3 separate regions of the Mus musculus genome follow, and regions 1 and 2 are each linked to region 3. Evidence: chromatin loops called from intact Hi-C (ENCODE). Cell type or tissue: heart. All regions are shown on one strand.

Region 1 (8,000 bases), 140 kb after region 3:
TGGTCTGAAGGGACCCTGCTGGCCGGTCCTGGCCTGCCCTAAAGGTGAGGGGAAGAGAAAGGAAGAGTTGGGGAACAGTTGGGGTGGGGGGGATAGTAGGTAGAGAAGCTAACTGAGCCCTGGAGGATTTGCTGTTGATCCTGGCACCTTCCCTTTCCCCCAGGCTGAGCTCTGCCCTGCAGCCTCTTGCCCCAGTGACCTGGTTCTAGAACTAACCTGGCAGGTGGTCCATCCTGTAGTGAGGGAGGCCCAGCTTGGAGGCCATGCCTGTGGGGTCAGGCACAGACGTGCCAACCACAGAGAACAGCAAATCGAAGGGAAACTCCCAGAGAGCCATACAGGAGAGGTGACATGGCCCAGGAAGTGCTCAGGCTGAAATGAGGGGCTTGGCTCAGCATGGAAAAGCCAAGGATTCCACCAGTGGGCAGAAGGACACCTCATGTCTTGGAGACCAGCCAAAGGGCATCAGTCAATCAGTCAGTTCTTCAGAGCTGACTAACAAGGATAGCACTGGTACCCGATGCCATGGGCACCGTAGAGCCAGCAGTGTTACACCTCAGTAGGCGTACCCTTCCCATTGCCCTTTCCTCCCATGAAGAGAAGGTTTCAAACGCTCCAAATACCAGTTACTAAGAGATGGCAGGGTGGCCCAGTGGGTAAATACGGATGACCTGTATTGGATCCCTGCTTCCCACATGGTAGAAGGAGTCTGCAAGTTGTCTTCTGACCTTCACATGCACGGGAGCGCATGCACACGTATGCATGCATGCATGCACACACACACACTAAGATGCACTAATTTTTAAGAAGCATTTTAAAAGATACCACTGCATGGACAGCTGCATGAACAGCTGTGTGAACAGCTGCACGAACAGCTGCATAAACAGCTGCACGAACAGCTGCATGAACAGCTGCTTGGACAGCTGCATGAACAGCTGTATGAACAGCTGCACAAACAGGTGCATGAACAGCTGCTTGGACAGCTGCATGAACAGCTGTGTGAACAGCTGCATGGACAGCTGATGAACAGCTGTATGAACAGCTGCACGAACAGTGGTGTGAACAGCAAAACAGCTATGAACTATCCTACACCACCTTCTAGCCTGGCATGGTGACTCTCACCTTAAATCCCAGCACTGAGTTCAAGCTCAGCCTGCTTACAGTGCAAATTCCAGGACTACATAGTGAGACCCCATCTCTAAATAAATAGTACTAAAAGTATACTCAGCCTGGAGAAACAAAGCCACACTGGCATGCGTACCACTCTGTGCTTTCTGTGCAGAGTGCAACACCTAACACCTGAAATGCAAGATTTCTCTGGTATGAAAGAACACAGGCTCAATATTATACTCTGTAGAATGGGCCGCATACAATTGCAGTGCTCAAGAGCAGGTGAGCCAATCTCAGGTGGCAGAATGGCAGAACCCTGAAGAGTGGGTGGCTCCGGGCCACAGAGGCAGAAGGGGAGCAGAGGTCTGCTCAAGTGGATCGACTATGTGGTTGTCCGGCATACATGATGTAGTATGTGGTTGTCTGGTGTACATGAGGAACATTTTGTTTTTGTTTTCACATATATTTATTGTGCACAGTTGATGATCAGTTAATAAAGAGTACTGGAGGAAGAGACCATTTTAAAACAGTGTGTGTGTGTGTGTGTGTGTGTGTGTGTGTGTACACAGCACCTGCTCCTGCCACACCAGTGTAGACCTGAGGAAGATGTTGGATCACTGGAGTGCTTGGTTGTGAGTCACCTGATGTGGGTGCTAGGAACCAAATTCGGGTTCTTCGAAAGAGAAACAACTGCCACTAAACTCTGAGCCCCCTCTCCAGTCCCAAGAGAGCTTTTATTCATTTTTAATTTTATTTGTTTCGTGTGTGTGGATGTTGGGATTGGTTCTAATGCTTTGTCTTAATTTGGCTCCCAAAATCACATAGGAATCTGCACATTCAGACGCAGAGGGTCCTTGTTGGTTTTTGATTCACCAATAAAGTGCCGAAGACAATGGCCAGGGCATGGTGGAAAGAGGCGGGGCTTTTAGGATTCCTGGGCAAGGAACGCAGAAGGGAGAAGGCACGGAATCTCCATGGTGGGGAAGCAGAGAGATCAGATTTCAGAGCTTCAGGAGAGAAATCTGCAATGTGGGTACAAAGGGAAAGTGCATGGGAGGGCTGCCCAGGAGGAAACAGGGCAGCAAAGATAAATAGAGATTTAGAAAGTGTTAACCTGGAATACCGGAGGGGAGGGTGTGCTAGCTGCTGGGAGGTTTGGAAGTGCCCAACCATTGAGCTAGTCAAGGTATAATAAAGTGTGTGTGTGTGTGTGTGTGTGTGTTTCATTCTCAAATCCAGAGAAGTCTGGCGGTGTCAAGAAATGCGATCAAAAGATGGCCTAGTCGGCCATCACTGGAAAGAGAGGCCCATTGGACACACAAACTTTATATGCCCCAGTACAGGGGAACGCCAGGGCCAAAAAGGGGGAGTGGGTGGGTAGGGGAGTGGGGGTGGGTGGCTATGGGGGACTTTTGGTATAGCATTGGAAATGTAAATGAGCTAAATACCTAATAAAAAATGGAAAAAAAAATAAAGAAAGAAATGCGATCACCCCCGGGGAACTCAGAGTGGATTAACAATGCACGGCTACATATGGATGCTTACGTGTATGTCTGTTTACTGCATAAGTGTCTGGTGCCCTTGGAGGCAAAAGGAAAGGCTCACCTGAGACTGGAGTTACAGTCAGCTGCTTCGTGGGTGACAGAGACCAAAGCTGGGTTCACTGGAAGAGCAACCAGTGCTCTTAACAGCTGAGCCATCTCCCCAGCGCCAAAACACAGGGGATCGTTTTTTTAATCCCAATGGAGTGAGGGTGTGAGGGGCTGGATCAACATGCAAAGCACTGCCCCAGTGTAGAAGTGGGCATCTCTGTGCAGCAGAGAACAGAGACCATGTACGCAGGCGCACCAGGTCAGCGGAGCGAGGGCTGTGACTGGTAGAGTCCAGGGATGGTTGAAGCACTCAGATGCAGATGAGCAGAGCAATCTGGGTCAGGGTGTTGAGGGAGGCTGAACACCTCACCACTGCCGGTAATTGTGTTGCGGTTGCCGGCAAGCGCTCTTGATGGGAGGAGCAGCCACTGCCAGCCTGGGAATTAAGTAATATATGAAGAACCAAAAAGGGAGATGCTTCACGCCCTGGGGACCCCAGAAAGATGGTAGAGAACTGTTAAGCCAGCAGGTAACGCTTTTTTTCTGTTAAGAGCCAGGGAGTCTTTCAGGTACGTGGGTCTCCAACGCAGACACTCAGTGCTGCCCTCTGGTGGGCGTCACCCGGAAGATCTCCGCCAAGCGGCCTCGCGCTCAGCGCAGCTTACAAATAACTGCACAGTCGCCTTGACCCACATTCAGTGGTTAGACTTCAAGGCTATGCCTGTCCAGCTACACAGGGGTCTGGAAGGGTAGCCTGTACCACGCTAGCCATGTGCCTATTAGAAATAGACCTTGGGAGCTGGAGAGGTAGCTCAGCCATTAGAAGTTAGCTGCTCTTCCAGAAGACCTGGGTTCGATTCCCAGCATCTACAAGGTGGCTCACGGCTGTCTATAAATCCAGTTCCAGAGGGCCCAATGCCCCTCTCTGGGCTCGGGGGGCGGGGGGAGCACCAGGCACGCAGATAGTACACATATATACATGTGGGTAAAATAACATGCATATACACATATGTGTGTTTGTGTATCATAGTCATCATGTGCCTATCAAAAATACACCACAATATACCACGAGGGGACTGAAGAAATTCCTCAGTAGTTAAGAGCACTTGTTCTTGCAGAAGACCCAAGTTTGATTCCCAGTGCCCACATGGCAGTTCATAACTGTCTATAATTCCAGTTCCAAGGGATCTGATGAGTATATCAGGCACACATGTGCTACACATACATACATACATACAGGCAAAGCACAAAAAGAAAATAAATTATATATATATATATATATATATATATATATATATATATATATATATATATATATATATATATATATCAGGATATCCATAGACTATAAAAAAGCTCTGGGCTGCCAAGCGTGGTAGTGCACGCCTTTAATCCCAGCACTTGGGAGGCAGAGGCAGGCGGATCTCTGAATTCGAGGCCAGCCTGGTCTACAGAGTGAATTCCAGGGCAGCCAGGGCTACAGAGAGAAACCCTGTCTCAAGCAAACAAAAACCCTGGGCTGGACACAGTGGCACCTGCAATCCAATCCCAGCACCTGAGAGCGGAGGCAGAGGGCCGGGTTCTCTATGTGCTAGGAACGTGCAATCCAAAATGAAAAGGTAATTTACGAACCCGTTCTGGAGCCAGGTGTGGCATCACAGCCCCACAGTCCCACACTGGGAGACGGAGGCAGGGATTGAGAAGTCCAAGGTTGTCTCCAGCCACAGAGGGAGTGAGTCCAGCCTGGCTTCATGAGGGATAAAATACAACGATGGCCATGGGCCAGTGAGATGAGTTCAAGTTCAAACCCTAGGACCCCACCCTATAGGGCCCCACCCTATAGGACCCCACCCTATAGGACGCCTCCCCTCAAAGTAGTTCTTTTAATGCTTTTTTTTTTAAGCTGCATGTCCCTGTAACCCCAGTGTTGGCGGCTGAAGGTGGCCCACATAAAGGAAGACACCCAAATGCCCCCAGGTCTCTGCATTCTCAGACGTAAGTGGGTAAATGTCCGCACCTCGTGTCTACACCACACACATGCTTGAGAATTTCAGCTAAAAGTAAAAATAAAAGACAGAAACTCAGGGCCATGGGTAGCACTCTGCCGTGGAGCACTTACCTGGCGTGCGCGAGCCCTTGGGCTCATTGTGGCCCACGGGGAGAAAAACAGTATAAAATATTCAGGCTCAAAGTCAAAAACCCTGTGTGGAGATGTTCTCAGAAAGCTGCGAAGCACAGTCTCCGGGAGTAAAGTCCAGAGCCTACAAGGGGATGCCCTGTGTTTGTGCATTAGAAGATGCGGTTCGGTTTTGAGGCCAGTAGGCCTCCAGCCAAACAGTTTAATGAGATGGCTCCCAAATTTCAACTTTGTTGCTATTAGATTTCTTTTGTGTGTGTGTGTGAGTGTTTGCCTGTATATATGTATGTTTGAATGTATATATGTATATCATGTGCAAACAAGTGTCCAAGAAGGCCAGAAGAGGGCGCCAGATCCCACAGACCTGAAGTTAGGAATGGTTATGACCCATCTCTCAAGTACCTATTGCTGTTTTAAGGCAGAGTCTCACGTAGATCAGGCTAGCCTCAAACTCTGTGTAGCTGGGGATGACCTAGAAGCCTTCTTTCTTTCTCTCTTTCTTTCTTTCTCTCTTTCTTTCTTTCTTTCTTTCTTTCTTCCTTCCTTCCTTCCTTCCTTCCTTTCTTTTTCTTTTTTCTTTTTTTCTTTTTTAATTTTTCGAGATAGGGTTTCTCTGTGTAGCCCTGGCTGTCCTGGAACTCACTCTGTAGACCAGGCTGGCCTCGAACTCAGAAATCCGCCTGCCCCTGCCTCCCAAGTGCTGGGATTAAAGGCGTGCGCCACCACTCCTGGCTCTCTTTTTCTTTTAACATTGACTTTTATTTATGTGTCTCTGTGTGTGCCACGTGTGACACGTGCGGGTATCCTTAGAGGTGGGTATTGAATCTCCCAGAGCTAAAGTTACAGGCCACCCAACTTAGGTGCTGGGGACAGAGCACAGGTCCTCTAGAAGAGCTGGCAGAGTTCACTACAGAATCTCTCAGCTTCAACCTGGAACCTTTGGACCTCTGCCTCAGCCTCCCAGTCCTGGGATGAGAGATGTGGCCACCGCTTTCAAAAGATTGTGCTGGGAAAATGGTTGAAGCTTGTGTGTGCACACATGCATACTCACATACACTCACACACATTCACAAACACACTCACTCATACAAACACATACATTCACACACACTCAGACACATTCATATACGAACACTCACACACACACACACACCACATACAGATACTCACACACATAAACACACATACACTCTCATACTACATACTCACACACACCCATACACAGATACTCATACACACTTACACATACAAACACAAACACACACATATACACACATACATACACAATCAGTCACACACACACATACACACACAATCAGTCACACACATATACACACAATCAGTCACACACACATAAACACACAGTCACACACATACACAATCAGTCACACACACATATACACACAATCAGTCACACACACACATACACACACAATCAGTCATACACACACACACATACACACACAATCAGTCACACACACACACACATACACAGATGCTCATACACACATATACTCACACTCAGACACTCACATACTTAACACACACTCATACACTCTCTCATACCACACATACACACACACACACATTCATACACATACACTCACACACACTTTCTCACACACTGTCACACACCATCATGTGACTAAATGAACCTGGAGCCTTGCACTCAGAGTTGGGCTGGTGAGCCCCGCACCCTGGCCTCTGCTCGCAGCTCTTTATGAGGTGCTAAGATCCTTGTGTTAGTACAGGAGGCTCTCTGCCATCGGGGCTGTCTCCCCGGGCCGCCTTCACAAATCTTGAATGCTGGGTGCCTTCTGGAACATTCCAGGAGCAAGGGACATGCAAGTGACAAATCTTCCCCGCCTCTCTTCACATTATACTTTTTCCTTTTTAACTTCCTTGGATTTTTTTTTTTTTCTGTGTGTGTGGTTGTTGATTTGTGGCTTGGCATTTGTGTATTTGTGTATTGGCTTGTTTCAAAGCAGAGTCTTTTTTGTTGTTGTTGTTTTCTTTCCTTTTTTTTTGGTGTTTTTTTTTTTTTTTTTTTTTTTTTGGTGTTTTGGTTTTTTGAGACAGGGTCTCTCTGTATAGCCCTGGCTGTCCTGGAACTCACTTTGTAGACCAGGCTGGCTTACAGTTGAAGATCTCCCCTCCTCTGCTTCCCGAGTGCTGTGTTATGCTATATCTCAGGCTGGCCTAGAACTCGCTATATAGCCCAAGCTGATCTTCAGCTTACAGCAATCCTCCTGCCTCAGACTCCCCAGTGCCAGGATTTCAGGTATGCATTCCAAATCTGGCTTCCTCTACGCTGTCTCAGGGACACAGCAGGATGTCAGCTCCCCTGACCAGAATCACTAGATCCAAGTTACACTCATCAGCCAAGCCATGGCTCCTCAGAGCACACAGGCTACTGTAATAGAAGGTGGCTAAATCAACTGGCCATAGTCGCTCCCCACTCTGTTGCATGTGCACCCCCTCCATGCTGTGACTTGATCGCAGAACCTATCAGGGATAAGTCTGTTTCTCCAGCCACTTAAACCTAGGTTGGCCCTGTGTAAAAGGATTGACTGCAGAATGAGGGGCCGCTAGGCATTCCAGTCAGCTCGCTAGGACCCAAGACCTCAGATGAAGAACCGTGTATGTAGTGAGAGTTTGGGTTTCTTAAAAAAAAAAAAAAAAAGGACTGGAGGAATGGCTCAGAGGTTAGGATCACTTACTGCTCTTCCGGAGGTCCTGAGTTCAATTCCCAGCAACCACATAATGGCTCACAACCATCTGTAATGGGGTCTGATGCCCTCTTCTGGTGTGTCTGAAGTAGGCTACAGAGTATTCATATAAATAAATAAAATCTAAAAAACAAACAAACAAAAACAGTTATGCTATTGTGATGGTTTGTATATGCTCAGCACAGGAAGTGGTACTATTAGAAAGTGTGGCCTTGTAAGAGTAGGTGTGTCACTGTGGGTATGGGCTTTAAGACCCTGACCCTCACCCCAGCTGCCTGGAAGCCAGTCTTCTAGCAGCCTTCAGATGAAGATGTAGAACTCTCAGCTCCTCCTGCGCCATGCCTGCCTGGATGCTGCCATGCTCCTGCCTTGATACTGGACTGAACCTCTGAACTTGTAAGCCAGCCCCAGTTAACTGTTGCCTTTATAAGA
Region 2 (8,000 bases), 120 kb after region 3:
GTGAATTCAGAGACAGCTGCCTGAACTGGGATTTTAGAAGTGCTCCATGCACGTGCAGCTTGGCCTGGACCATAAGTAGCAATCTCACTTCCAAGCTGGAAAGCAAGCCTGACAGAAACAGCCTGCTAACGTGACAGCAGCCCATAGTGAGGGAGCTTTGGGGCTCCAGGTTACGATCCCAGTGTCTCTAAGGAGGGAGGCTTGCTTTGTCACCCTCAAAATGCAGTCTGTGAGAGTGCTCCGTGCTTGTGTTCCTTGGACAACACAGGTCAGACCACAGCTTGCTATGGCATGTGCTCTTAGTGGAACACCGGTGCATTGGCCTGCTGGTATCCCAGCAGCGGCCCACAGTTGCTGGGGTCTCATAGAGATCGCTGCTGTCCCCCAGGCATGAACTGCTGCGTTTCCTCCTCTCCTCAGCTAACTGACGCCACAAATCTCTACACAGGCCAAAGAATCTTGGGAGATGGACACCAAAGAAAAGCTGACGCAGGCTGCCATCGTGAAAGAGAAGGGAACTGTGTACTTCAAGGTGTGTGAGTCTCTAAGTCCTTTCCATGTGGGGATACCTACCCAGTATCCATCAGCACCCTGTGCTGAGACGCACCCTCAGTTCTCACAGGCCTGCTGTGCTCTGTAGGAGGATTAGTGAGCAGAGTGAGTTCGTGTGCAGGAGGTAATGCAGAGGCCTCTTCTGTGTGCTGTGAGCAGGTGGAGCTTCCTCAGGAGCAGGCGAGGTGGACCAGACCTGGCTCGCTCGAGTGTGTGTGTCCCAGGTCAGAGTTCACAGGGGCGGCTCCAGCCCGCTCCCCCCTGACAGGTGAGACAGGAAAGGCCTTGCAGATCCCCCAGTTCACTTTGGATGATCTCTCTCAGGTTGCCGTGCTGTGGCTGCTTTTATGTAACTACAATGAAGGCAAGTCTCCTCCTGATTGTTTTAATTATAATTTTCAATTGAAATTTTTTTTAGGCTGGAGAGATGGCTCAGCAGTTAAGAGCATTGGCTGCTTTTCCAAAGGTTCTGAGTTAAATTCCCAGCACCTACATGGTGGCTCACAGCCATCTGTACAGGGATCCGATGCTCTCTTCTGACATGCACGTGCGCATGTGCAGAGTACTCATAAATAAAATAAGTAAATAAAAAATAAAAACAAATCTTAAAAATGTTTTAAAACATTTTCGCTCTTTAAATTAAAACAGCAGCTTTCACAGCAAATATCCTCAAAATAAATGTTTAATATTTAAGGTTTTATCAAGAAATATATCATTACTTATCAGTACCACTATTAACTGAGCAACAAGATAAAGATGCCATTAATGATACTGGCTGAGGGGCTGGCGAGATGGTTCATCGGGTAAGAGCACTGACTGCTCTTCCAGAGGTCCTGAGTTCAAATCCCAGCAACTACATGGTGGTTCACAACCACCCATAATGAGATCTGATGCCCTCTTCTGGTGCGTCTGAAGTCAGCTACAGTGTACTTACATATAATAATAAATAAATCTAAAAAAAAAAAAAAAATGATACTGGCTGGGTACCAAAAAGGCCCTGCAGACCGGCATGGATGACCAGGCTCGGCCCTCCCAAGAACCTGATGAGGAGAAAACACTGAGCCTTGTGGCCACAGTGATAAGATGTCACTTACAGCTGCCCCAGGGAATTACTGCCTCTCCAGAGCCCTGTCTCCTCAGGACCCAGGAACCAGTGCTTTATCCCCCAGGGCTGACACCCACACTCATTAAGTGAAATTTCGGAGTGCTGTGCCCATTGCTTGCCAGCCCACTTCCAAATTCCTGCTGTCTCCACATCAAGTGAAGGGCTTCTCGATGAGTGTTCAGAGCGGGCAGTCTTCTGCTGGGCCAAGTGATGCTGTGCAAGTGGCTGACTCCTGTCTCTGCCTTGTAGTGTGGAGACCCAAGCCAGAAGCCAGCTTTGTTGGCACACCTTTAAGCACAGGGCTCTGGAGGCAAGTGTATGTATGTGAGTTTGAGGCTAGCCTGGCCTACAGAGCAAATTCCAAACAACTAGGGCAACACAGTGAAGCCCTGCCTCAAAAAAAAAAAAAAAAGGACTTGGAGGGAACCCAAGTTTTCTTTGCTTTTTCTTTCTTTTACCAGCAGTCTTTAAACACAATTATTGGGGTTTTTGTTTGTTGTTTGGGTTTTTTTTTTTTTTTAAGATTTTATTTATATGTAAGTACACTGTAGCTATCTTCAGACACTCCAGAAGAGGGAGTCAGATCTCATTACGGATGGTTGTGAGCCACCATGTGGTTGCTGGGATTTGAACTTCAGACCTTTTGAACTCTGGACCTTCGGAAGAGCAGTCGGGTGCTCTAATCCACTGAGCCATCTCACCAGCCCCTGGGTTTTGTTTTGTTTTGTTTTGTTTTGTTTTTTATAGCACTATAAAGCAGAGACCTGAGGCTACTCTTCATGAGCCTCTGTACTGAGAAATGCTGTCACATCTACTACTGACTTACATTAGGGGGTTGGAACAAGAACACCATGTGGGACAACTGCAGAACTATGGGGCCATAGTCACCTCAAAAGAAACACTGGCAGAGACAGTGTGTATTTGTAACAAAGTTATAAACTAACGTATGACTCATGGGCAGCCAAGCAGATGGCGATAGGAGCCCTGAGCAGGGATCTGGAAATGGAGCTGTCCCTTCCATGTCATTGAGGCCAATCACCTGTGTTGCAGGGAGCCTTTCAGGGGTGATAAGTATATTTCAACATGTTTCAAATCTTCCTAAAATGACCAATCTGGATAAAATCTGGATCACTAGTCACACATACGGAACACATTATTTTTAACATGTAATCTGATAGACAGGATCTTTCAAAACATCAGTCTGTTGGGGGGAAAAAAATTAATGAAAGGTTCAAAATCACTGACCTAAGACTTACCCCAGAATGTCTCTGAACATTTTGTCTCACCAAGCACTTCCTGGAGGCTCCTTCCTCATTCTAGGTGAGGAGCAAGGCACCGCCCACCGCCGCCCCACCCCCCCACCCCCCCAGTCAGGCTGTCTGCTTCAGAGGCTGGAGGACTGCCTTCTGTCTGCTTGTCCCTTCTCCCTTCAAAGTTTAAGGAGCCTTTCTTTTGGCTGTGCTGCTCTGGCCAGCGTCATCTTCCCAGAGTATCTGACGTGATGTGTGCCATGTGCAGAGTGTGGGTGACTGTAGGGATGGGCTGGACTACAGTTCTATGTCCCTTAATATCTGCATGATCTATTCACCTGCCAGGCCAGTTTCAGCTGTGGGCAGAGAGGGACTGAATGTGGTATTTAGACTGATGTTGAAACTTCCTTTCAACCTCTGAACACTCATGCAGAGACACAGAAAGCACTGTCCTCATCCGGTTCTGAAAGTTACTGTCAGGCACTGTAGCACTGTCACTGCACAAAGGAAGGCTAAGGACGCTCTGCTGTGTGCGGGCATCTTGCGCCCCCTAGTGCTCCTTGGGAAGGAAGTGTGGCCGCGGCTGGCTGATTGTGCTTGAGAGCTGGAGTGTTGTAGGAAGAGCTCTACATCGTCATGGCTCCCTCTCCCGAGTGCAGTCAGGTCTGCCATCCCTTGTACAGTCGTACAGGAAGGGTCCTCTGTATTCAAGCTTGTAATTACTGTGCAGAAAAGAACTGTCACCTATATTCCAGGTTTACTCGTGTTGTTACAAGCTGCCATTCCGTGGTGCAGCTGTACCTACAGTAGTCAGCACGCTGTCTCCACCCCACAGTTTGTTGTTTAGGGCATGTGCTATGTACAACATTCAGTGTTTACAACTCTCAGAACTCAGTAGTAAGCAGGACCATATCTAGAGTCTGGTTACTCTGAAACAGCGCCTCACAGGGGTCACATATCAGATATCAGGTGTCTACGTTCTGATTCATAACAGTAGCAAAATTACAGTTATGAAGTAGCAACAGAAAACGTTTCATGGTTGGGAGTTTTATGGTTATGAGAAAGGGGGTCATAGCGTTAGGAAGGCTGAGAAGCACTGCCTGGGAGCTGAGGCAGGAAGACTGAGTTTGGCACTAGACTTGTCAATTTAGCAAGGCCTTTTCTGTGTGAAATAAAAACATCAGCCTAGAAATAGAGCAGGGATGGTGCTTGCTTAGTATGCATGAGGCCTTGGTACGGCGGAGGAGGCTGCTAGACCAGACAAGAGCAGGACAGTCTCTCACACGGTAAGCTTGCTCTTTAGGGTTATGTACACTGTGTGCTATCAATGGCCGTGGTCAGCACAGGGCATTCTGGCCCACCCACTCTTAACAATCACATGGTGCCGGGGTAGAGCCCCGGCACTGCAGCTCTGCCGTGCTGCCTCTGCTTTCACTGCTACTGAGAGCCGAGCGTTTGCACAATCTGCTTTAGACAGGCCTGCTGTGTGGGGACTGCCAGTTACCATATTGCAGTATTTACTATCAGTGCTGAATGCCAAGAGAAAAGAGGAAAGTCACCTCCTCTTCCATAAGCCAAATGGCTCACCATCCTTTTGAAAGACTGAGGAATGTTGGTTCCAAACAGTGTAACCTCCTGCTGCCAGGCTGAAAGAACACTGAAGCAGCCATGCGGTGGCATTACCCTGGTCCAGGCCACCTCACAGGCCAGCAGAGCTTCCGCAGAACTAGGGAGGGACAGGAGATAGAGTGGGGCTGACATGCAGAACTATTCCGTGTGAGCACTCGGCTAGGGCAGGCCACGCTCACACTTCACTGCATCCTTTCCAGATGGATACAAGTTGTTGGGGGCTTTTTTCTCCTAGGGAGGCAAGTACACGCAGGCCGTGATTCAGTACAGGAAGATAGTGTCCTGGCTGGAGATGGAATACGGCCTGTCAGAGAAGGAGTCCAAAGCCTCAGAGTCGTTCCTCCTCGCAGCCTTCCTGAACCTGGCCATGTGCTACCTGAAGCTCCGAGAGTACAACAAAGCCGTGGAGTGCTGCGACAAGGTGGGTGAGCCGTACTTCACTCTCCGTTTATCTGTGTGGCACCTCTGCCCCCTTCAGGCTGTTCCTCTATGGTCAGCATGAGCTGGGACGCCATAAAGGATGGGGCTTTTTGTGCACTACTTTTATCCTGCATTTTACATAAAGCCATTAACAGAATTGATAAGAGTCTTCATCTGTGGTCTTCCTTACCCTGGTCCTTTGTGGGAGAGGAGACAAAGAGCCTTGAGGTTCCCTCTTTATTGTTTTGTTTGCAAGGCTGGGGATTGAACCCAGGGCACTGTGCATGCTAGGCAAACACTTTACCACTGAGCCATACAGCCTACCCCCAGTGACACACTTCCTCCAACAAGCCACACTTCCTAATTTCTAATCCTTCTAATCCTTTGAAACAATTCCATTCCCTGGTGATGATGTATTCAAATATATAAGCCTGGGGGGGGGGGGAGACATTCTTATTCAGAGCATTTACCACCATGGTTAATGCCTATGGTCTCAGCATTTGAGAGGCAAAACAGAAGAATTGAGAGTTCAAGGCTGGCCTGGGCTACATGAGTTCTTGTCTCAAAAAATAACTATTATCAAGATAGCTCAGCTGGTAAAGGCACTTGCTGTCAAGCCTGATGACAGGAGTTTGATTCCTAGGACCTTGTGGGAAAGAAAGAACAACTTTGTCATATGTCCTCTGGCCTCTTCCTCATTCATAGTATTACATGTGCATACACAAAGGTAATAATAATATATTATTTTAGAGATTTATTGATGTGTATGAGGACTCTGTACCTGCCCACCAGAAGAGGGCATCAGTCCTCATTACAGATGGTTATGAGCCATCATGTGTTTGCTGGGACTTGAACTCAGAATCCCTGGAAGAGCAGTCAGTGTTCTTAACTGCTGAGCCATCTTTCTAGCACAATAATACATTTTTTAAAAACAACAAAAAATAGATATAAAGTGGCAAAAAAGACATTTTATATAAGAGTTTAGTTGGCTTGTTTTGCCTTGAGAGAGGAATATTATTGTTAATTATACTTTTTAAAGTTTGTGCTGTTTTTTTTTTTAAATATATAGCTGTTACAAAGTTCAGAATTTAAGCACACAAGAAAGCCCAGCTATCAAAAAAAAAAAAAAAAAAAAAAAAAAAAAAAAAAAAAAAAGCCAGGCAGTTGTGGCTCATGCTTTTTTTTTTTTTTTTTTTTTTTTTTTTTTTTTTTGGTTTTTTGAGACAGGGTTTCTTTGTATAGCTCTGGCTGTCCTGGAACTCACTTTGTAGACCAGGCTGTCCTCGAACTCAAAAATCTGCCTGCCTCTGCCTCCGAGTGCTGGGATTAAAGGGGTGCACCACACAGAGAAACCCTGACTCGAAAAAACAAAAACAAAGAAAAAGAAAAAAAGCCCAGCTATAAAATTCCCATCAACTTTCTCTCCCAAAGCCACTCATTTAAAGATTTACTTTATCTTTAAAATATTTGTACATGTACAGATAATATTTGTGTTATCTGTATGTGGCGCGCGCACGCGTGTGTGTGTGTGTGTGTGTGTGTGTGTGTGTGTATGCGCAGGTGCTCCCTGGGTCCAGCAGAGGGAGTCTGATCGTTAGAGCTTGAGTCCCAGGCAGCTGTGATAGGGTTGCTGGGCTGCTGGGAACTGAACTCGAGGCTTCTGCAAGAGCCATGCTCTTAGCCCGGGAATGGCTTCTCCAATCCTTTAGACATTTACTATGGTAGGAGAGGTTGTCTGCATGTGCGTGTGCACATGGTACACACATGGGCGGCCTGGGGGTAGTTCTCCTTCCCCCATGCTGAAGGACCAAGCTCACTGAAGCTCATCAGCAGGTGCCCTTCCCACTGAGTGTCTCTCTCCCCTCCCAGAGCATCTTTCTCTATAGAGTCCTAGTTTTTCCAAATGAAGAATAACTGCTTTATTTTTTTCAGTCAAACTCTCATATCCCAGTTTGACTTAAGACTTGCTTTGTAGCTGAACTTCTGGTCCTCCTGCCTCCACCTCCTGTTGGTGGTTTGTTTTATTTGTTTGTTTGTTTTTGTTTTTGGTGGTGGTTTTTTGAGAGAGGGTTTCTCTGTGTAGCCCTGGCTGTCCTGGAACTCACTTTGTAGATACGGCTGGCCTCAAACTCAGAAATTCACCTGCCTCCACCTCCCGAGTGCTGGGATTAAAGGCGTGTGCCACCACCGCCCGGCTGTTTTGTTTTTAAGATAGGGATAAAATTCAGTATTTTGTATATACTAGGCAAGCTAAGATAAACCCCAGACTTTGCATATGTATTCTTAAAATATGTAGATTTAGGACTGGAAAGGTGGCTCAGAGGCTGTAAGAGTACTCACTGTGCAAGCATATAGGGCCCGAGTTCAGATCTTGGCACTCAACATACAAGCCTGGCCTAACCCACAGAGAAGGGGAGCACTAAGTGGATCAGGATAAAGGATCACTAGTGCTTGCTGACTGCCAGTCTCTCTGAAAACTTGAAAATTGTGAGCTCTAGGTTCAAAAGAAATAAAGCAGAAAATAAAAGGGAAGATACCTGTCGTGCGTGCGTGTGTGTGTGTGTGTGTGTGTGTGTGTGTGTGTGTGTGCTCGCTGGCACAGATGCATCGATACATACTTGTATAATACACAACACACACACACAAATATATATATATATATATATATATATATATATATATATATATACACTAAATAGAGAAAGATTTGGACATAGTTATTATGTGAAAGCAGCAGTCTTTCCACGTCAGATGAGTGCATTCTACACTTGTCCCTCACTGAGCTTGGTGTGAAAAGACTCACCTCTTTAGATCCATTCTGTGAACCATGGGGTTTCACTTAACTGATCCTCACAGGAAGATTTTCAGGGCTTGTTTTTATTATAAGGGTCATAATAATAACCATAATAATAATAAAGGCAGTGGTGGTGCAAGCCTTTAATCCCAGCACTTGGGAGGCAGAGGCAGGCGGATTTCTGAGTTCGAGGGCAGCCTGGTCTACAGAGTGAGGTCCAGTCAAAGCTCTCAGCACCATCAGGGGCTCA
Region 3 (8,000 bases):
GCCTGTCAGAAGTCAAACGACATCTAGCCTTGAAATGACAAGTCTTGTGAGTTACACGGTTAACTCCAATTGTAAGTTACGCACCAGTGTCTAAGAATCTGCTCTTTGGGGGTCCAGTGTCGTGCAGACATGTGGAGACTTGAGTGGCCCTGGAGGAAGCTGACCACTGTCTCCTCCTCCGGGTTACAAACTCGGCTTCAAACAAACTTCACCATTCAGCTGTCAGATTAAAGGACCCAGACCGGATCTTACCCAGGCTCACCTGGATTTTGAGCCTGAATTTCCTGATGCCAGAGAAAGCTTTAAGTGCATTCAGAGCTTGGATTTTTACACTGTTGTCCTTCTCATCTAGCATGTCAGCCACCAAGTCGATGTCATCCATAGTACAAGAAGAGGCCTACAGTGTGTGAGGAGAGGTGGGGGAGACGGGAGAAGCGGGTGTCTTGGCCTGCACTGTCCCCCAAGTCTCTGAGGCCTTCTTTTCTTTGATGCTAGCAATCAGAGGGACAGGTCTGAGGACGCTGCCTGAGGTTACGGGTGAGCTACAAGCCAAGGACCAGACTGACTGGGAGGGCCCGGCTAAGCTCCGCCCCGCCCCGCCCTGCCCGGCCCCGCCCACCTCAGCCTCCAGCAAGTACACGCAGCGGGTGATGTTATGAAGGATCATGCTCCTGGTATACTCATCCTGTTTGCAGTCTAGAGAGTTGAGAAGTCTTCGAATCTCACCGGAGTCCCGCCCGTGGCGCTCTCTCTCGATGGCCAGGCCTAGAAAGCACCCCAGTCCACAGTTAGGGATACGGACTTAGAATTAGGAAAAGCAAGGGGCTGGGAAGTGGGGGAGAGGGAAGGAGGGAGCTGAGGGCAAAGGCTGTGCCTAGCGCTTCACGCTTCACAGACTGCTGCAACACCAACTGTGCACCGCACCAAGAACCTAATCTAATAATGTGCCATCTGCCCTGTCAGGCACTCGTTTGTCCACAATGACAACTTTCCTGGTGTGTAGCGCCAACAAGTAGGGTTCTGCTTTCACCAACAATCTCAAATTACTGACCCTTTTCCTGATGGCACAAAAGTACCCTAGGGAGAGTAGAGAGATGACTCAGTGGTTAAGGACACTGACTGTTCTTCCAGAGGACCTGAGTTCGATTTCTAGCAGCCAGATGGTGACTGACAAACATCTGTTTCTTCAGTCTGGGGATCCAATGCTCTCTTCTAGCCTCTGTGGGCACTGCACACACACACACACACACACACACACACACACACACACACACAGGCAAAACACCCAAACACATCAAATAAAGTCCCCCACGACCTAGTTGGAAACTCTGGGCAAAAGGTGTCTCAACTTTTCTTCCCTTCAGTATCTTCAGATCCTAGGCAAGAGCAGGACAGATAAAAAGCTCTTGATTTCCATTTCCAATACATAGAACAGAGAAAGCCAAGCTGATGGTTCCTGGCTGGAGACTTGGCTCTATGAAACCTGCTACCCAGAGACTCCCAAACTAGCTTCTATAGCAGAGCCTTGCCTCAGGTGCTGGGAAGGAGGAGGGGAACTGAGACAGACCGGAGGAGAGAAAGAAGGAAGGAGGAAAGAGGAGCTTGAAAGAGTCACCTTTGCCCCCACCCCCCAGGGGAGGCCTTAGGGAGGCTTCCTGGGGCAGAGCCCTCTCCCCAGGACCTGGACACTTACGGGCAATGCAGATCGGCGAGTTGGAGCAGAGTGGCGGATGACATTTTAAGCCAGTCCTGACGGCCTTGTACAGCAGGTATAAGGCCCCGGCGCCTGTAGCCAGGCCCACGAAGCTTTTGATGAGGTCCAGTTGCTCCAGGAACCGGGGAATGGTCTTGCCCATGTCTTCCGTGCTGCCTTGTGGCTAGGTAGGAGCTAGGCCTGGAGAGAACATTCTAGAACCAGAACCCTGGCAGGGCCCAGAACCAGGGTACTAGAATCAGCACTAGGCAACAAAGGACACTTAGGAGATGACGGGGTCCAGGAGGCCTCAGAGTGGTTCAGAGGAGGGAAGGTGCTACTTTAGGAGGCTGAGAAGAAGAAGTCAGAGACTCTAGGGGTAGAAGGGAGGGAGGGAGTGGGGCTCAGAGGCACCGCTTGCCTAGCGTGGAAAGGCTCATCTCTTCGGAGCTTTATGGGGTTTTGTCATCTATTTGTTTATTTTTTTCTTTCTGGTTTTTTTTTAAAGATTTATTTATTTATGTATATAAGTACACTGTAGCTGTCTTCAGGCATACCAGAAGAGGGCACCAGATCCCATTACAGATGGCTGTGAGCCACCATGTGGTTGCTGGGAATTGAACTCAGGACCTCTGGAAGAGCAGCCAGCGCTCTTAACCGGCTAAGCCATCTCTCTCTCCAGCCCCTTATATTTGTTTGTTTATAAACAGTGTAACCCTCACTATGTAACCCTGGCTGGCCTAGATCTGAGAAATCTGCCTGCTTCTGCCTAACCCTTGCTGGGTTAAAGGTGTGCATCACCACACCTGGTTTTTTACATTGAGGTGTGTCAAAGTCACATGCACGTGGATACCCAAGGCGTGCAGAAGAAAGTGTTGGACCCACTAGAACTGGAGTTGCAGACAGTGGTGAGCTGAGCCAGGTGTGTGCCAGTAACCAACCTTGGGTCATCAGGAAGAGCAAGAGCACCTAGCTGTGTGGTGCCCTCTCTCTACCTCCTCTCTGTAGTTTTTGAAATATCACCTAATTCAGGCTCTTACTATATTGTTAAGAATAACCTTTCCAGGAGCCGGGCGTGGTGGCGCACGCCTTTAATCCCAGCACTCGGGAGTCAGAGGCAGGTGGATTTATGAGTTCTCGAGGCCAGCCTGGTCTACAAAGTGAGTTCCAGGACAGCCAGGGCTACATAGAGAAACCCTGTCTCGGACCCCCCCCCCCAAAAAAAAAGAATAACCTTGATTGATCTTCCTGCCTCTACCTCCCTAGTGGCTGGCAGGTTACTGGTATGCATCACCACCGCCCAGCTCCTGTATGGTTGTGGATCTAAGTGTTGCGGCTCAGAAGGAAAAGGCTTCCGCTACGGAAATGGACTGTGCAGGGGAAGGTTTCTCCAACAAAAGTGTTACAGCCCTGCTCAGGTAGGGGGAGATCCCAGAAAAAGCTCTGCTCCCATGAAAATGTTAGAGTTGCTGCTAGAGGTATCCTGGCAATTGGGAGCCAGGGAATAACACAAGGTCACCCTGCATAACCAACAAGCGGCATACAAGAGATTGTGTCTATTGTGTCTGTTGGGAGGGTGGCTGTCTCTGCTCGAGTGAGAAGCTGCAGAGAACTGAGCAGAAGGCAAAACTTATATAAGATTTCTTGCTGCCTGGGTTGGGGGCAGGGAGATTTTCCTGTGGAGATTTCCAAGATGAGGATTGGTGGGATTTCAATTCCTGAGCTTGAGCGAGCTCAGGGATTGGTGGATTTTCCTGTTCAGGATTGGTGGGTTTTGTGGCAAGCCCAGGGGCTGGTATAGGATTCTATTTCTTGTTTCTGGTCTTGGGCTTAGGGTCAAGTCCGGGTCTGGGTGTTTATCCTTTGCCTTTTTATCCTACAGTGGGAGTGCCTGGGAGATGTGTGTGTGTGTGTGTGTGTGTGTGAGTGTGTGTACATGTGTGAACTTGTGTGTGCACCTGTGTCAGATATATATATATGCATGTGTGTTCACACACATGTACACAGGCCAGAGGATAATACTAAGTGTCTCCTTTGGGCTCACTCTCTCTCCATTGTATTTTATTACTTATTGTATTTTATGTATGTGGATGTTTTGGTTTTAGGTACGTATGTGCATCCATGAATGTCAGGTTGGAAGACAGGGTGAGATCTAGCAGTGGAGTTAGACCCTTGTGAGGTACCATGGAGATGCTGGGAGCCGAACCTGGTTCTTTGCAAGAGCAACCAATCGTCTTGACCACTGAGCCATCTCTTCAGCTCCCTCTTACTACATTAATATTACATTATGTTTCTATGCTTCTATCTGTGTGTGAGTCTGTGAACATCAATGCAGATGCCCGCAGGGGCATCACATCTTCCTGGAGCCTGAGTTACAGGTAGTTTCAAGCTGCCAGACAGATGTGCGTGCTGGGAATTGAACCAGGTAGCATGCTTGAGAGACATCTCTCTAGGCCCCGCTCCATCATAATTCCTGAGACAGGAACTCTCACTAAACCTGAGGCTCACTCACTTAGCTCAAGGGTATCCCTCTGTCCCCAACTCCCCCACGGCTCAGATTACACTAGTGTGCCTGGCTTTTGCTTGTTGATTTGTTTGTTCTTCGAGACAGGGTTTCTCTGTGTAGCTCTGGCTGTCCTAGGACTCACTTTGTGTAGACCAGGCTTCCCAAGTGCTGGGATGAAAGGTGTGCACTGACACCTTCCAGCTTCCTGTTTTATTTTTAATTAGCATACGTATTCATTGTTCAAACTGAGGAGTTTCACTAAGACATCGCATTCACTTCTCCAGTTCCTTTTTCTTTGAGCCAGGTTTGAGGGGCCAGCGGGTGCCTCGGGCCACTGCCCTTTCTTCCACTAGAGGGCAGCAGAGGCCCACTTCTAGGCTTGGGCCTTTGGGTGTCTTTCCTGACAGCTTGGGGGAAGCTCACCAGCAGCTTCCTGAACTATGTGTTGCGTTCCCACTATGAGTGGCAGACTATTCCTCAAGCATCGATGCCTCTTCCCACCCGAGTTTGAAAACAACGGATGGACACCTTAGACAGTTCTGCTGTCCTGTTGTTCTGCTTCCAATTGCAGCTGTGGAGTCGGCCTCCCTGAGGAAATCTCAAGGCTGCTTGGCTTTGTTGGCAGCATCCCAGATGGAGGCTTGCACTTGGTAGCTCTTTAAGCTATGTTGTCAGTGCTTAAAGGCTTAGACACAGCCCTCACTGTTTGCAGAGAGGGACTTGGTGCCTCTCTTTGTAACATGGCCCTAAAGGGAGAGAGAGCAGCTTTGCCTGGGCTGTGTCTGCATTTGCAGACCGAAGGGTCTATGTTTTCATTCGCACTCCAGAGGTGCCTGGAACATTCTCTCCTCTCGCCACAGCCTCTGGTGGTGACTATGGCCATGAGCTTCCTCCCCCTCCCCCCCTTTCGAGCTAGGGTAGGAGAGTCTGGACAGAGATTAAACTGTTACAGCTTGACAGGACCCACCCACTCAGAACCGCGACTCACTGTTTGCCATGGTGTAGGGAGCATGGAACACACCTATGCCCGGCATCTTCTTGTCCTCTCTGAAAATCTGCCTGGGAACCTCAGGGACTCCCAGCAACATGGAACACAAGGAAAAGGAGCAAAGTCCCTTGAAGATTCTACTGCCTTGGGATCACCTGTCACTTCCCACCAATTCAAGGCAGGAAAACAGTTCCCCCCCACCCCCAGGACTGTCACCTTAGGGTCAAAAGCCACTTTAGCTGGGCTGAGACTGGGTCTCTGCTCTGCCTTCTCACCCAGTCTTTTTACCCTTTCTGACCCCAATCGAGATGATTTAGCAAATTTCACGTTTCCCTTTTTTCTTCTGTTTTCTGGTGTTTGTGGTGTGCCCCTGTGTGTGCCCGTGTGTACCCACTTGCTTTAGAGTATATGCAGACCTGTGTGTGCAAGCATGTAGAAGCTCAAGGTCAACTTGCTACAATCTTTCTGTGTTCTGCTTTGTTGAGATAAAACAGGTGACCAGATAAAACAGGTGGGGAAAGGGTCTCTTTACCTTTCACTTCCACGTCTCAGTCTGACACTTAGGGAAATCAAGGCAGGGACTGAAGCTGAAGTCAGGGAAGGTCTTTTCCCAGCTCACTCTTCGGCTCATGGTCAGCTGACCTTTTTTTTTTTTAAAGATTTATTTATTATTATACATAAGTACACTGTAGCTGACTTCAGACGAACCAGAAGATGGCACCAGATCTCATTATGGGTGGTTGTGAAGCCACCATGTGGTTGCTGGGATTTGAACTCAAGACCTCTGGAAGAACAGCCAGTACTCTTAACCACTGAGCCATCTCACTAGCCCAATTCTACCTAACTGCTTAGGAATGGTGCCTCAATTAGCAATCCAGAAAACGGGCCACAGGACTGGAGAGATGGCTCAGAGGTTAAGAGCACTGACTTCTCTTCCAGAGGTCCTGAGTTCAATTCCCAGCAACCACAAGGTGGCTCACAACCATCTATAATAAGATCTGATGCCCTCTTCTAGTGTGTCTGAAGACAACTACAGTGTATTCATATACATACATAAATAAAATCTAGAAGAAATAAAAAAGAAAGAAAAGAAGCCGGGCATTGGTGGCGCACGCCTTTAATCCCAGCACTTGGGAGGCCGAGGCAGGTGGATTTCTGAGTTCGAGGCCAGCCTGGTCTACAGAGTGAGTTCCAGGACAGCCAAGGCTACACAGAGAAACCCTGTCTCAATAAATCCGGGTCACTGGGATAAAGGCTAGTTTTGCTATCAAGTTTACTCAGGGGATCCCATCTCTGCCTTCAGTGACTATATTTACAAGTGTGCTACCACATCCACATGGGACTTACATGGGTTCTGGGGGTCTGAATTTTAGTGTGCTTTAACTAGCGTGCCACAGTCGGCTTCTGTTCTTTAAAGACTAAAGGCAGCCAGGCAGTGGTAGTGCAGGCCTGTAATCCCAGCACTCGGGAGGCAGAGGCAGGCAGATTTCTGAGTTCGAGGCCAGCCTGGTCTACAGAGTGAGTTCCAGGACAGCCAGGGCTACACAGAAATCCTGTCTGGAAAAACCAAGACAAACAAAAAGACTCGACTCTGTTTGGCTGCCGCCAGATCTCTCCTGATACTTCTGGTTTTGCCTTTGAGGCAACTGGGATGACCAAACAACTTTTTTTTTGGTGGTGGTGGGGGACCGGGCTTTCTTTTTTCCCAGTGGTGCTTTAAGTCAGACCTAGGGTCTTATGCGACAACATCAAGTCTTATCAGTTGCTTCATTGTTAGCTTTTCGGGGCCAGCTATGAATGTTTGCTGTCTGCAGTGTCCAAGCATCTCCTGTCCCTCAGCCTCCTAAGTAGCTGGAGTAACAAGTCAGGCCATCCAGCCAGGCAGGAACGGCTTCTTTTATTCTGAGGATGCTGATGTTTGTGGAGACTTAGGGTACGTGTTCTGCCAGCTGGCACCTGGGTGAACCCTGGCAGCTTATTATTTTTGTTCTTTCATTAGAATGTGTATGAATGGTTCACTTCCATGTACAGCACCTGTGACCTGGTGGAGGAGGTCAGCAGGAGGCACTGGAGTCCCCAGGGACTGGAGTTACGGTTCAGAGCTGCCGGGTGGGTGTTGGGATTCAAACCTGAGTCTTTTGGAAGAGTAACACGTTTTGGGTGGTTTTTTTGTTGTTTTCTGTTTTTTGTTTTTTTTTTTTTTAACATTTATTATATGTATATGAGTACACTGTAGCTGTCTCCAGACACACCAGAAGAGGGCATCAGATCCCTCTACAGATGGTTGTGAGCCACCATGTGGTTCCTGGATATTGAATTCAGGACCTTTGGAAGAGCAGTGTTAACCGCTGAGCCATCTTTCCAGCCCCAACACATGTTCTTAAGTGATGGAATCAACTCTCTAGCTCCCTGTCTTGTCGGGGTTTCTATTCCTGCACAAAACATCATGACTAAGAAGTTGGGGAGGAAAGGGTTTATTCAGCTTATACTTCCTCATTACTGTTCATCACCAAAGGAAGTCAGGACAGGAACTTACCTAGGGGCAGGAGCTGATGCAGAGGCAATGGAGGGGTGCTATTTACTGGCTTGCTTCCCCTCGATTGTTCAGCTTGCTTTTGAACCCAGGACTACCAGCCCAGGGATGGCACCACCCACAATGGGCTGGGCCCTCCTACTCTTGATTGAGAAAATGCCCTACAGCTGGATCTCATGGAGGCATTTCATCAAGGGAAGCTCCTTTCTCTGTAATAACTCCAGCTGGTGTCAAGTTGTCACACAAACCCAGCAGGTACACCCTGTCAGCTTTTGAGAGC

Evidence for each region. Peaks named below come from ENCODE experiments on the same cell type or tissue, not always from the same donor. Only the 100,000 strongest peaks of a DNase experiment are listed, where the experiment ranks them.
Region 1: it touches region 3 in a loop (5-fold over the local background); 35 of 42 quality-filtered maps call a loop at or near these places.
Region 2: it touches region 3 in a loop (9-fold over the local background); 28 of 42 quality-filtered maps call a loop at or near these places.

Annotation. Positions count from the first base shown.
Region 1 is chr17:28,381,691-28,389,690 of GRCm38, reverse strand. No RefSeq gene overlaps it. Among named protein-coding and RNA genes, the nearest start is that of Tulp1, 20 kb to the right of the region's middle. In heart, a CTCF peak has its summit at 5,175 (motif pointing right); a DNase peak (open chromatin) is centred at 3,350; H3K4me3 peaks cover 656 bases; H3K27me3 peaks cover 3,633 bases.
Region 2 is chr17:28,403,042-28,411,041 of GRCm38, reverse strand. It overlaps Fkbp5 (FK506 binding protein 5), which reads left to right. Exons shown (of 11, transcript NM_010220.4): 8 at 449-532; 9 at 4,772-4,957. Among named protein-coding and RNA genes, the nearest start is that of Gm22146, 39 kb to the left of the region's middle. In heart, CTCF peaks have their summits at 3,463 (motif pointing left) and 5,742 (motif pointing right); a DNase peak (open chromatin) is centred at 3,451.
Region 3 is chr17:28,524,740-28,532,739 of GRCm38, reverse strand. It overlaps Armc12 (armadillo repeat containing 12), which reads right to left and starts at 1,879. Exons shown (of 6, transcript NM_026290.3): 1 at 1,694-1,879; 2 at 620-765; 3 at 263-397. The coding sequence starts at 1,856. It overlaps E230001N04Rik (a long non-coding RNA gene), which reads right to left. Exons shown (of 2, transcript XR_385504.4): 2 at 6,852-8,000. It overlaps Gm41506 (a long non-coding RNA gene), which reads left to right. Exons shown (of 3, transcript XR_003952333.1): 2 at 2,960-3,111; 3 at 3,799-3,995. In heart, CTCF peaks have their summits at 2,216 (motif pointing right) and 7,438 (motif pointing right); DNase peaks (open chromatin) are centred at 4,579 and 5,109; H3K4me3 peaks cover 695 bases; H3K27me3 peaks cover 3,578 bases.